2 separate regions of the Homo sapiens genome follow, and region 1 is linked to region 2. A link is a contact called in ENCODE Hi-C or POLR2A ChIA-PET data. All regions are on one chromosome and are shown on one strand. Each heading gives the region's core, a stretch centred on a gene start or an enhancer-like site at or near the end of the contact. The rest is flanking DNA. Distances are from core to core; before and after follow the strand shown.

Evidence for each region. A loop is a pair of places that touch in the nucleus more often than their neighbours do. ChIA-PET counts read pairs that join two places held with the same protein, here RNA polymerase II (POLR2A). Pooled maps may share reads with other maps.
Region 1: a loop to region 2 is called in a pooled map, with 14 times the contacts of the local background. The contact joins the promoter of LIMK1 here to the promoter of BCL7B in region 2. A Hi-C loop is called at or near these places in 2 of 37 single-sample maps with no recorded cell type and 9 of 50 pooled maps. POLR2A ChIA-PET finds 5 or more read pairs at or near these places in 1 of 52 experiments (WTC11).

Annotation. Positions count from the first base shown.
Region 1 is chr7:74,081,988-74,088,159 of GRCh38, reverse strand. LIMK1 (LIM domain kinase 1) reads right to left here and starts at 4,356. Exons shown (of 16, transcript NM_002314.4): 1 at 4,115-4,356; 2 at 2,316-2,412. The coding sequence starts at 4,169. RefSeq lists enhancers at 1,834-2,431, 3,543-3,812, 4,299-4,977, 4,873-4,982, 4,978-5,656 and 1 more and silencers at 4,003-4,052, 4,163-4,212, 4,333-4,602.
Region 2 is chr7:73,555,956-73,562,383 of GRCh38, reverse strand. BCL7B (BAF chromatin remodeling complex subunit BCL7B) reads left to right here and starts at 4,694. Exons shown (of 6, transcript NM_001707.4): 1 at 4,694-4,897. The coding sequence starts at 4,806. RefSeq lists silencers at 4,419-4,658, 4,709-4,818, 4,839-4,888, 4,909-5,358.

The DNA.
Region 1 (6,172 bases), core at 3,107-5,606, 530 kb before region 2:
TAACTATGCAAAGTACTTAGAACAGGGGTTGTCCCTTACTGAATGTTAGAAAACGTTAGACGTTATTCCTAAAAAAGAAAAAACAGGCTGGGCATGGTGGCTTATGCTTGTAATCCCAGCACTTTGGGAGGCTGAGTCAGAAGGATCGCTTGAACCAGTTGGAGCTGGAGGCTACAGTGGGCTATGATCTCACCACTGCACGCCAGCCTGGGTGACACAGCAAGACCCTGTGTAAAAAAAAAGAAAAGAAGAAACAAAAAAACAAACCGAGGCCAGGTGCAGTGGCTCATGCCTGTAATTCCAGCATTTTGGGAGGCTGAGGCGGGCAGATCACTTGAGGTCAGGAGTTCGAGACCAGCCTGGCCAACATGGCAAAACCCTATCTCTACTGAAAATACAAAACTTAGCCGGGCGTGGTGGTGCACACCTGTAATCCCAGCTACTTGGGAGGCTGAAGCAGGAGAATCGCTTGAACCTGGGAGGCGGAGGTTGCAGTGAGGAGGGATCGCGCCACTGCTCCCCAGCCTGGGCGACACAACAAGACTGTCTCAAAAAAACCAAAAACCAAAAAATAAACCAAGGCAGAAGCCTAAAATAAAGTCCTAGTGGTGGATGTCTTGACCCCTGCTGGGCATCCCAGAAGCTTCACCTTCTACCCTTTTATGGAGTTTTCTCCCCTGAACCTTGCTGTTTGGTGACTATGCCTGTAATTCTCTCCCACACCATTTGTTTTTCTTTCTTTCTTTTTTAAAAATTGAGACTGGGTCTCGCTCTATTGCCCAGGCTAGAGTGCAGTGGTGCGATCATAGCTCACTGCAGCCTCCACCTCCCAGGCTCAAGTAACCCTGCCACCTCAGCCTCTTGAGTAGCTGGGACTACAGGCATGCGCCACCACGCCCGGCTAATTTTTTGTATTTTCAGTGGAGACAGGGTGTTGCCATATTGCCCAGGCTTGTCTCGAACTCCTGAACTCAAGTGATCTGCCCACCTCAGCCCCAAAAAGTGATGGGATTATAGGTGTGAGCCACCACGCCCCACCTCCACTCTACTTTTCTACCCAGGAAATCTCACATCCTTTGAGACCCCTGCTCTGGCCCTGCTCTGGCTCAAGGCAGGTAGACCCCTGCTCCTGGCTTCTCAGGATGGTCCTACTGGGTGACCTTCAGGTCCTCATGTACTCTTTATCCTCCGCCACAACCCTGACCCTACTTTCTTCCTACCTGTGGGTGTGTGTCTGGACACTGGGGCTGGTGTGACTGGGTTATGCATGTTCGCAAGCAGCCTGGAAGACACTGAGGGTGGCCTGGTTTCCCTTAAGGCCTGGTTTGTCTTCCCTCCCTGCAAGAGCATGAACACCCAGAAGGCAGGAGGGACATTCCTTCCAACTCTTCCCCCTGTCTGGGTGCCAGCAGGGGGCTGAATTGCAGGCACTGGCTCAATTGGAGGTCTCTCCCATCCTCTCTAAGATTTAGATCTCAGAGATCTAGGATGACAACAGAGGCCAAGGCGTTAGCTCACGCCTGTAAGCCTAGCACTTTCGGAGGCCAAGGCAGGAGGATTGCTTGAGGTCACAAGTTCAAGACCAGCCTGGGTCTCAATAGTGAGACCCTGTCTTTACACAAAATTTAAAAAATTAGCTGAGCATTGTGGTGTATACCTATAATCCCAGCTACTCGGGAGGCTGAAGTAGGAGGATCACTTTAGCCCGGGAGATGGAGGTTGCAATGAGCCGAGATGGCACCACTGCACTCCAGCCTGGGCAACAGAGCAAGACCATTTCGAAAAAAGAAAAATACATAAAAGAAAATAAAATGAGGCCAGGAGCGGTGGTTTATGTCTGTCATCCCAGCACTTTGGGAGGCTGAGGTGGGAAGATCACTTGAGGTCAGAAGTTTCAGACCAGCCTGGCTAACATGGCAAAACCCGTCTCTACTAAAAATACAAAAATTAGCTGGGCGTGGTGGTGCACGCCTGTAATCCCAGCTACTCCAGAGGCTGACACAGGAGAACTGCGTGAGCCCAGGAGGAAGAGGTTGCAATGAGCCAAGATCGCACCACTGTACTCCAGCCTGGGTGACAGAGCGAGACTCCGTCTCAAAAAGAAAAAAAAATAGATAAATAAAATGACAACAGGAAGGCCTGTAGGGATTTTCTAGTCAAAACACCTCATGTCATAAATGGTAAATTAAGGCCACGAAGTCACAATAGGGGACGGCACCAGGAGGCATATCCCGGCCTCCCCCATTCCTTGACCAGCCTGTCCTCTCTGGCAGGCCTTGTTTAGGGCAACACAGGCCCTGGGCACCCCACCCTACCTGAAGCAGTCTGCGTGCCAGTCCGCGTTCAGGGCCTGGAGGTACTGGCCATCATAGATCCTCTGGCCGCAGCTTGCACACACGGGCAACTCGCTTCCTGCAGGGTGGGAAGGGAGTTGGGAAGCATTCTCAGGAAGTGTGATCTGGTGCAGGCCCAGCTTGCCCTGCCCACCCCACATATACCTACACCTGCACCAATCCTCGCACACTGCACATGTGCAGCGCCCAGGCAGGGCAGTCGCTGTGCCAAATAGGAGAAGAAAGGGCGCTGGCCTGAGTCTTGCTGAGATACTGACTAGGTTGCCAAGCTTCTCTGGCCCTGTTTCCCTATGTATCAGCTTAGGAGGAGGATCAGGTCCATCCTCCCGCTATAGCATTGGATCTGGCAAGGTAAATGAGGAGAAAGGAAGCAGTGGCTTTAGGGATAAGGCAGTGGGTGACATTCCTATCACAGCCTCCTTTCTTCCCTCTCCTGCCCAGGAAGAAGTACTAAGAGGGCCCTTCAAAGGCAGGGACTGGACAGGGCTGGATTAGTGCATCCTGGGCTGAAGCCAGCTGGGAGGTCAAGGGCAGGAAGCCTGGAGGTGCCGGCCCTAACAGATCCTTGGCAATGAATGCCCTGGCTTGGCAAGGGGAGGGGGCTGCAGACCTGGGTACTCCCAGACACCTGTCCCAGGGAGGCCTGGCACCTCCTCTAGCCAGCCACAGGCATGCTTAGTCATCCTTGGGGCCTGGCACCCTTGGAGCTGGTGGGCCCTGGAAAATGCCCCAGACCTGCCCCTCTCCACTGTACAGAAGGGGAGACTGAGCCCCAGAGATGGCATGGCTTGCCCAGTCACATAGCTAGGTCCCAAGGCCACAACAGCCTGACCCTCTGTGAAGACGCAGGTACCTTAGGTAGGCAGGGGCTACAGGAAGGTGGGCCCCTACCCCAATCAGGTTTTCATGGGCCTGGGAAGAGTTGGTGGCAGGGGGAGGTGTGGAGTCAGGCCCTGCCTTGGGGCCAGGTGGATCTAAGTGACAGGTCAGCGAAGGAGATCCAAGGAGGGGCCCCCAGACCCTGTCCTAGGCTGGGGGAGTCCTTGAACCCTAACTGCAGTGCAGTACTGCGCCTTGGGCCCCAGTGAGGGAGAAGGGGCTAAAGAGGAGGTTAGGATGAGTCATGCTCCCAGCCAAGACTGAGGGCAGGCACCGGGTTTGGGGCACGGACAGGGAGAGTGGATGAGGCTCCCGCAGTACACGGCCTCCGGCTTCCTGGACGCCTATCTCCGCTCTACCCATCTGGCCCCCAATCACCGACACCGGGGGGGCAACTACCCAGTTTCCAAATGTACAGAAGGGGAAACTGAGGACCAGGAAGTCAGCGCCTGGCTCAAGGTCACAGAGCCGGGCAGGCGCCCGGCGGCCACTGGGACCCGGGGCTGCGGCTTCCCCAGCCGCTCTTTCTTCCGAGACTGGATAAAGGGTGGCCCCAGGGCGAGGCCCGGGTGGTGGACAGAGCACGCGGATGGAGGCCGACGCGGGGTGGGCAGTGTCTGGGAGTCCTTCGCGGGGGGACGTGGGAGGAGGAAAAAGGGTCCAGGGGCCCCCAGACCCGCAGGAGGGCAGCTCGCCGGGGGCCGGGGAGGGGGATCCCGGGCGGGAGGGGGACAGGGAGGGGCCTGCGGGCTTCGTAAGGACGAGCTCATCCCGGAGGAGGCAGGGGCGCGGCCTCCTGGCAGACCCGGCCCCCTCCCGTGCCCCACGCTGCCCCGGGCACCCCCTCCAGGCCCTCGCCCCACACCCCGCGGCCCGCGCACCTTCCTCTCCCATACGTTCTTCCCTCCAGGTGCAACAAAGTAGCGTCAACCTCATGCACTCGACGGGGGGCGGGGCCCGGCGGGGCTGGGGCTGGGGGCGGCCGGGCCCGCGAGCTCGCCCACCGCCGCCGGCCCGGGGAGGCGGGGGCGGAGGGCGCGGGCCGGGCCGGGCCGGGCCGGGGGCGCCTCTCGGACACCGGCGGGGAAACCGGCTCGGCGCCGCGGCGGCTTGGGGAGCGAGCGGAGGGGCGGACCGAGGCGGGGCCTGTGAGCTGCGGCACGGGGGCGGGGCGCGGGCGGCCGGCGGCGGGAACGGCCCTGCGCGGCCCCGCCCCCACCAGAAAACCCCGCCCCCACGCCCAAGGCCACGCCTCTAGAGGCCACGCCCCGCTGCGGCCCGGCCTGGGGGCGCCGCGAGCTGGCGCGGCGCGCCCCGCCCCTCCCCGCCCCTTCCGCCCTTCATTCATTCTTCTTTCTCCCAGCGACAGGCCTCGGCTGGGAGCTGCGAGGCCCAGCTGTCTCGGAGGGCCGCTAGCTCTGCTGGGGCAGGCCAGGAGGATGTAGGAGCCTAGAGAAGGGGCCTCCGCTTCCCTGCGCGAGGCCCCCACAGACCCAAACCAGCTGCAGCCGGGAACTCGGATCAGAGCTGGAGAGGCCCTGTGGACCCCCAGGACACTGGTGGTCGCCTTGGGGAGGGGAGGGAGGCGGGCCGGGTTTTGTCCCTCTCTCTGAGGCCTGCATTGAGGCCAGGCTGGGCCCGGGGAAGGTGACGGTCCGCGTCTCAGGCCTCGCGAATGAGCAGCACCAGAGAAAGGAGCGAGCCCCTGCCAGGCGGTGACAGGTGTACTCTTCTCAGTGCCGATTACCTGGAGCTGGGGCTGCCCTGCCCAGGGTCCTGGAGGGAGCACGGGTTTGGGCTGAGTCAAGCGTCCAAAGGAATTGGGTGGTCCAGTCCAGCACTGATGGTGGAACGCCCTGCCTAGATGTGGACAATTCTAGAATGCTGGACATGGGCAGGAAGCAACCCTGTCCCCCCTAGGTCTACCTTCCACGTCATCCCTCTGCCCAGGAAGCAGTGACCGGAGTGGAGCCACGTGCCCACGTGAACCCAGTGAACAAGAGGCAGCGCTAGCCCAGCTCCAACTCTAGTCATCATGTTTGTGGGGAGAGGTCTAGGCACGTCTGCAAAGTGGGGGGCACTCACCCCTGGGTGCAAAACAATTACGTGGGGTGGGAAGAAAATACTAGATTTTTTTTTTCTTTTTTTAGATTCGGTCTCGCTCTGTTGCCTAGGCTGGAGTGCAGTGGCGGGATCTCGGCTCACCGCAGTCTCCACCTCCCAGGTTCAAGCAATTCTCCCACCTTAGCCTCCCGAGTAGCTGATATTACAGGCGTGCACCACCATGACCGACTAATTTTTGTATTTTTAGTAGAGATGAGGTTTCACCATGTTGACCAGGCTGGTCCTGAACTCCTGACCTCAGGTGATCCACCCTCCTCGGCTTCCCAAAGTGCTGGGATTACAGGTGTGAGCCACCACGCCTGGCCAGAATTTTTAATTTCTCATGAGAAAGAAGGCTGGGCACAGTGGCTCACACCTATAATCCCAGCACTTTGGGAGGCCAAGGTGGGAGCATCACGTGGGGCCAGGAATTGGAGATCAGCTTAAGCAATGAAGTGAAACCCTGTCTCTTCTAACTTTTTTTTTTTTTGAAATGGAGTTTCACTCTTGTTGCCCAGGCTGGAGTGCAATGGTGCGATCTCAGCTCACAGCAACCTCCACCTCCCGGGTTCAAGCCATTCTCCTGCCTCAGCCTCTGGAATAGCTGGGATTATAGGCATGCACCACCATACCTGGCTAATTTTGTATTTTTAATAGAGACGGGGTTTCTCCATGTTGGTCAGGCTGGTCTCGAATTCTGGACCTCAGGTGATCCACCCACCTTGGCCTCCCAAAGTGCTGGGATTACAGGCGTGAGCCACCGCGCCCAGACTTTTTTTTTTTTTTTTAATTAGCCAGGCATGGTGGCTCATGCCTGTAGTTAGTTACTTGGGAGG
Region 2 (6,428 bases), core at 3,445-5,944:
TATTTTTAGTAGAAATGGGGTTTCACCATGTTGGCCAGGATGGTCTCGACCTCATGAGGTCCTGACCTCGTGATCCGTCCACCTTGGCCTTCCAAAGTGCTGGGATTACAGGCGTGAGCCACTGTGCCTGGCCAAGAAGATAACATTTGAATAAAGACCTTAAGGAGGTAAGGGAGGGAGCCATGTAAATATATGGTTGATGGGTGCTGCAGTAGAGGAAGCGGAAGTGCAGAGACTTGAAGCAGGAGCTGGACTGTGCTTTCAGACGAGCAAGGAGGCCAGTGGATTTGGAGCAGAGACAGCACGGGTAGAGTTGTAGGAGGTGAGGTCAGAGAATTAACAGGATGATGCCTGGGGATGGATGGGGCCTTGTCAGCCGCTGTAGCTTGTACTCAAAGTGAGAAAGGAAGCTGAGCCCTTGAATGCAGGTCGCCCAATGCAGAGATCTGGGGTGGCTCCTCTGTATCCACCTCGGCATCTCATCTAGCACAAGCCTTTCACCTAGAAAATGACAAGATGTGATTTTTTTTTTCTTTTTGAGATAGAATCTCGCTCTGTCACCCAAGCTGGAGTGCAGTGGCACAATCTCGGCTCACTGCAACCTCTGCCTCCTGGGTTAAAGTGATTCTCCTGCCTCAGCCTCCCTAGTAGCTGGGATTACAGGCGCGCGCCACCACACCCAGCTAATTTTTTGTGTCTTTAGTAGAGACGGGGTTTCACCATATTGGCCAGGCTGGTCTCGAACTCCTGACCTTCTGATCCAACAGCCTCGGCCTCCCAAAGTGCTGGGATTACAGGTGTGAGCCACCGTGCCGGACCTGATTATTATTATTATTATTATTATTATTATTATTTTAAGAAAATGGTGTCAGGCTGGGTGTGGTGGCTCACGCCTGTAATCCCAGCACTTTGGGAGGCCGAGGTGGGTATATCACCTGAGGTCAGGAGCTCGAGGCAAGCCTGGCCAACATGGTGAAACTCCGTTTCTACTAAAAACACAAAAAATTAGCCGAGTGTGGTGGTGGGCACCTCTAGTCCCAGCTACTCAGGAGGCTGAAGCAGGAGAATCACTGGAACCCAGGAGGCGGAGGTTGCAGTGAGCCAAGATCGCACTACTGCACTCCAGCCTGGGAAACAAAAGCAAAACTCCGTCTTAAGGGAAAAAAAGAAAAGAGGCTGGGCGCAGTGGCTCATGCTTATAATCCCAGCATTTTGGGAAGTCGAGGCAGGCGGATCACCTGAGGTCGGGAGTTCGAGACCAGCCTGACCAACATGGAGAAACCCCGTCTCTACTAAAAATACAAAATTAGCCAGGCGTGGTGGCGCATGCCTGTAATCCCGGCTACTCAGGTGGCTGAGGCAGGAGAATGGCTTGAACCAGGGAGGCGGAGGTTGCGGTGAGCCGAGACTGCGCCACTGCACTCCAGCCTGGGTGACAAGAGCGAAACTCTGTCTAAAAAAGAAAGAAAAAGAAAAAAAAAGGGTATCAACACAGAGCATTTGGGTAGGCTATGAGGAATAGGTGGTAGGTGCCCACTTTGATCACTCTCTTACACAGACCGAGCCCCAGTGGAAGATGAGGTGGGGAATGTAGGACTAGGTGGACAAATGTAGGGAGAAAACAAGGTTGGGGGGGTCTCTGGGACTTTGCCCCAGGAAGACGACTGGCTGGGTGAGCTGGGGGAGACATGTGTGCAGGGAACCTGTGCAGCTGGGAGGAGCGCTGGGCTGTGGACGAGAAGGAAGCTACAGACAAGAAACCTCACGTGGGAGGATTTGGACAAGGGTGAGACAGACACAGGGGCTGTGTGCCTCAACCAGGGGGATCTATGGGCAGAACTGGAGAAGTCTCAAGGGCTGGCCTCTCTCTTGGCACGTATGTTCTGCCTTTCTACTGCTTTCCTCACCTTCACCCCAAGGACAAGGAGTGTGTCTTACTCAACTTCACATCACCTGCAGTGTCCACTGTGCTAGGGCGTACAGCAGGTGCTTAGGCAATCTGCGGTTATTTTGGATCGGCTGGGTCTGAACAACAAATGTGCCACCTTTGATCCCGTTATTTCTAGAATCATCTTTTCACTCCACATGCTGGTTCAGCTTTTGCACTCCTCAGTCAGGCAGAAGCTATTTCTGGCCCCCTCGCCAGTAAGATGACATATGCTTGCCCTATGTTGCTTGATCATGAAAGGCTGACTCATAATCAGAGGCTGTCTCAAGTTCAGGGCTAGCTAGGCATTTCTCTGGAGCACATGGAAATTAGTTTCTTTATAGGTGAGAACAGCCACTACCAATCTGCTTTCTGTCCCAAGCTGTGTCCTGAAACAGCTGCTACAGGACCCTCTCCGCATACTGCAAGCGTGGGTGACACCTGCCTGCAATTGGGTGGGGGCAAAGAGGACAAGAGCTTGCACTGGATTCAACATTCATGCAAACATTTATTGAGCATCTGTAGCATCTGTGAACACTGCCCTGGGAGTAACAGCACCTACCCTATTTTTAGAGGTCAGCTTCAAGATTAAGGTTGTCATAACACCTCTTTTTTCTTTGCTGCAGACTAGGAATAAAAGCCATAGCATCTTACACCTCCCCTCCCCTACTTAAGCTGGCATTTATCAAATAGCATTTTACTTATTTGTTTAATTAATTTATTTTTTCCAAGATGGAGTTTTGTTCTTGTTGCCCGGGCTGGAGTGCAATGGTGCGATCTTGGCTCACTGCAACCTCCACCTCCTGGGTTCAAGCGATTCTCCTGCCTCAGCTTTCCAAGCAGCTAATTCTGTATGTTTAGTAGAGATGGGGTTTTGCCACGTTGGACAGGCTGATCTCAAACTCCTGACCTCAAATGATCCACCCACCTTGGCCTCCCAAAGTGCTGGGATTACAGGCGTGAGCCACCATGCTCCGCCTAGGCTAGCATTTATCAAATAGCATTTTAAATATGCTTTGGGAAGCTGGACCCAGTGACTCACGTCTGCAATCCCAGCACTGTGGGAGGCCGAGGAAGGAGGATCAATTGAGTCCAGGTGTTCAAGACCAACCTGGGCAACATAGGAAGACCCTGTCTCTACCAAAAAAAAAAAAAAAAAAATGTCAGCGAGGCATGGTGGCCCTCGCCTGTGGTCTCAGCTACACAGGAGGCTGAGGCAGAAGGATCACTTGAGCAAGGCCCTGTACCAAAAAATAAGTAAAAGTAAAAAATAAATATTTTTTTTTCGTCTGAATGTTCTACTAAACTGGAAGCTCAGCCAGTCACAGTGGCTCATGCCTGTAATCCCAGCACTTTGTGAGGATCCCTTGAGACCAGGAGTTCAAGACCAGCCTGGACAACATAGTGAGATCCCCTCTCCACATGAATAAATAAACTGGGCCGGGTGCGGTGGCTCACGCCTGTAATCCCAGTACTTTGGGAGGCCGAGGCAGGTGGATCACGAGGTCAGGAGTTCAAGACCAGCCTGACCAACATGGTGAAACCCCATCTCCACTAAAAATAAAAAAATTAGCTGGGTGTGATGGCGGACGACTATAATCCCAGCTACTCGGAAGGCTGAGACAGAAAATTGCTTGAACCCGGGAGGCGGAGATTGTAGTGAGCCGAGATCACACCACTGTACTCCAGCCTGGGCAAAAGAGCGAGACTCCGTCTCAAAAAAAAAAAGGCCAGGCGTGGTGGCTCACGCCTGTAATCCCAGCACTTTGAGAGGCCAAGGCGGGCAGATCACGAGGTCAGGAGTTCCAGACCAGCCTGACCAACATGATAAAACCCCGTCTCTACTAAAATTACAAAAATTAGCTGGGCGTGGTGGCACCCGCCTGTAATCCCAGCTACTCAGGAGGCTGAGGCAGAAGAACCGCTTGAACCCGGGAGGCGGAGGTTGCAGTGAGCGGAGATCACACCACTGCACTCCAGCCTGAGTCACAGAGCGAGACTCCGTCTCAATAAATAAACAAACTGGAAGCTCTTTGAAACCAAAACCACGTATGTCTTCAGCTTTAGGTACAGAGTCTTGCACAAAATAGACATCTTTTTATTTATTTACTTTAGAGACGGGGTCTCGTTTAGACATGGGGTCTCCATATGTTGCCCAGGCTGGAGTGCAGTGGCTATTCACAGGTGCGATCATATCATAGCTGACGGCAGCCTCAAATTCCTGGGGTCAAGTGATCCTCCCGCTTCAGCCTCCCAAATACTTGGGACTACTAGATACTCGAGAAAAGGCAAGAATGTGGTCTGAATGCTGGGAAAGCAGTTCATCTGGTAAAGAGAGGAGGGGATTCCAGGTGAGGAACAGGTGTGTGCAAAGACCGGAAGCCATCCTTAAGAAAGGCGTGGTTGGAGCACAGCGTAGGAGCCAGAGGGCAAAGGTGCTGGGCAGGAGAGGCGGGAGGACAGAGATGGCGCAGGAGTGCGGTTCCACAGGGTCAGGTTCCTAACACGCTGGCCAGAGCAGGGAGCCGACCTCCAAACTCTCAGGGAAGAGAACCAGGTTGCCCACCGGCGGCACCTCGCACCTCGCCCTGACCACAAGCACGTGCGCCCAACCCGCCTCGCACCCCGGCCCGGGTAGGGGGCTCAGGGGACTCCCGGGGCACTCAGGAGGGACGCCCCGGGCGGGGCGCGCAGGCGCGCTGAGGCCGTGAGCCCCAAGGGGCGGGCGGGTGCGCGCGCTTTCTCGCGCACGCGCGCACGGAGGGGGCGACGGCCGCTGTGACGCTGCGGCGGCGGCGGGCGGGCGGCGGCGCGTGAGGCGCGCGATCCCCGGTGTCTTGGGAGCAGTGCCCCGGCCCCCGCCGCTCCCGCCGCCGCCATGTCGGGCCGGTCGGTCCGGGCGGAGACCCGCAGCCGGGCCAAGGACGACATCAAGAAGGTGATGGCGGCCATCGAGAAAGTGCGGAAATGGTGAGGGGCCGGAGCTTAGGGGGCTGGCGGGGGTCGCGGATCCAGGCCCTGAGGAGCGTGGGACTGGCGGGTCAGGTGGGAGCCGACCGGCCGGCGCTGGGGGAGGGGGGTGCGGGAGAAGGCGGGAGGAGGGCGCCGCTGGCGTCGGCGTGAGGTCAGAGGGCGCGCCGGCCGCGGCCAATCAGCGGTCCTCCCGGCTCGCGGGCCCGCCCACCTGCTGCGGCTGCTGCCGCGCGCCGCCTGGGAGGGGATTCCGGCTTCCGGCCCGGACTGGAGCTGCCTGGCGTCGGTGCCCGCGCCCGGCCCAGCCCGGGGCCCGCCCTCCCCTCTTCCTGGGCAGTGGCCCCGCCTGCGTTTCCAGGCTTCCTCTTGATAATAGCGAGTAGCCCTGGAGTGGTGTCAGCCCGCCAGGCTGAGCGCTCTGCGTATTCAGGCGTTGAAGTTGGGTGAGTTTCTGGGTTAGTCCATCTGTCAAGGGAGCAAGCCTGGTGTCATCCAGAGGGATACCCCTCCCTTTCCCCCAGTAACCGGCCCCTGCGCCGCGAGCTTGGTAGGCATTTTCTCTTGCTGCCCCGGCGGCTGTCAGGAGAGTCCTTTGCAAACTATGTACCAGCCTCCCTCTAATTTCCCTGCTTCTGCTCTTGTTCATTCCCCAGTCCGTTCATCATTTGCACTGTGTGATTTTATTTTTCTCACTTCCAAGTAGCAGAGTGGTCTTTTTAAAGTGCACATCCTTACTTGGGAGGCTGTGGTGGGAGGATTGCTGGGACCCAGGAGTTGGAGGCTGCAGTGAGCTATGATCGTGCCACGGCACTCCAGCCTGGGCTACGGAGAGAGACCCCGTGTCTAAAATGTTCATGGAAGATGCCGATTGAGCCCCTGTTTAGTATCCGGAACTCCGATACATACTATATCGGTGTGTATCGGAGTCATCACATTAAACTTTCACAGCCAACTTCGTCAGCTCTTTTGTATAGCCAATTACTACTAATAATTTAAAAACCCAGGTCTGGCTAGGTGAGGTGGCTCAGGCATGTAATCCCAGCACTTTGGGAGGCTGAGGTGGGCGGATCGCTTGAGGCCAGGAGTTTGAGACCAGCCTGGGCAACATAGTGAGACCCCGTCTCTACAGAAAATAAAAGTTCAAGTAGATGTTACCTCCCGCCAGGAAGCTTTCCTTAACTCCTCCCATCCCTTTACCTCCTTTAAGGTCGTTGGTACGTTGGACTTTATTTGTGTGTTTATCTGTCCATTTCCCCACAAGAGGGAAGTTCCTTCTCTTTTTTATGTCTGAGGGCTTCATATATAGTTGGGTTTCAGTATAAATATTAGTTTAACATACTCATGGTTTTCCTCGTCCACCTTTAATCCTCCGAGGTTTTGGTGAAACCTAAGAACAGGTACACCTTTCTCTTCTCCCCATTTTTGACCCCCCCGCCCCTAGCAGGCTAGGCTGAAGGGCCATCCCCTGTCACCTGGAACTCTGTACCAGCCTCCCTGTAAACTCTCTGCTTCTGCTCTTGCTCATTCC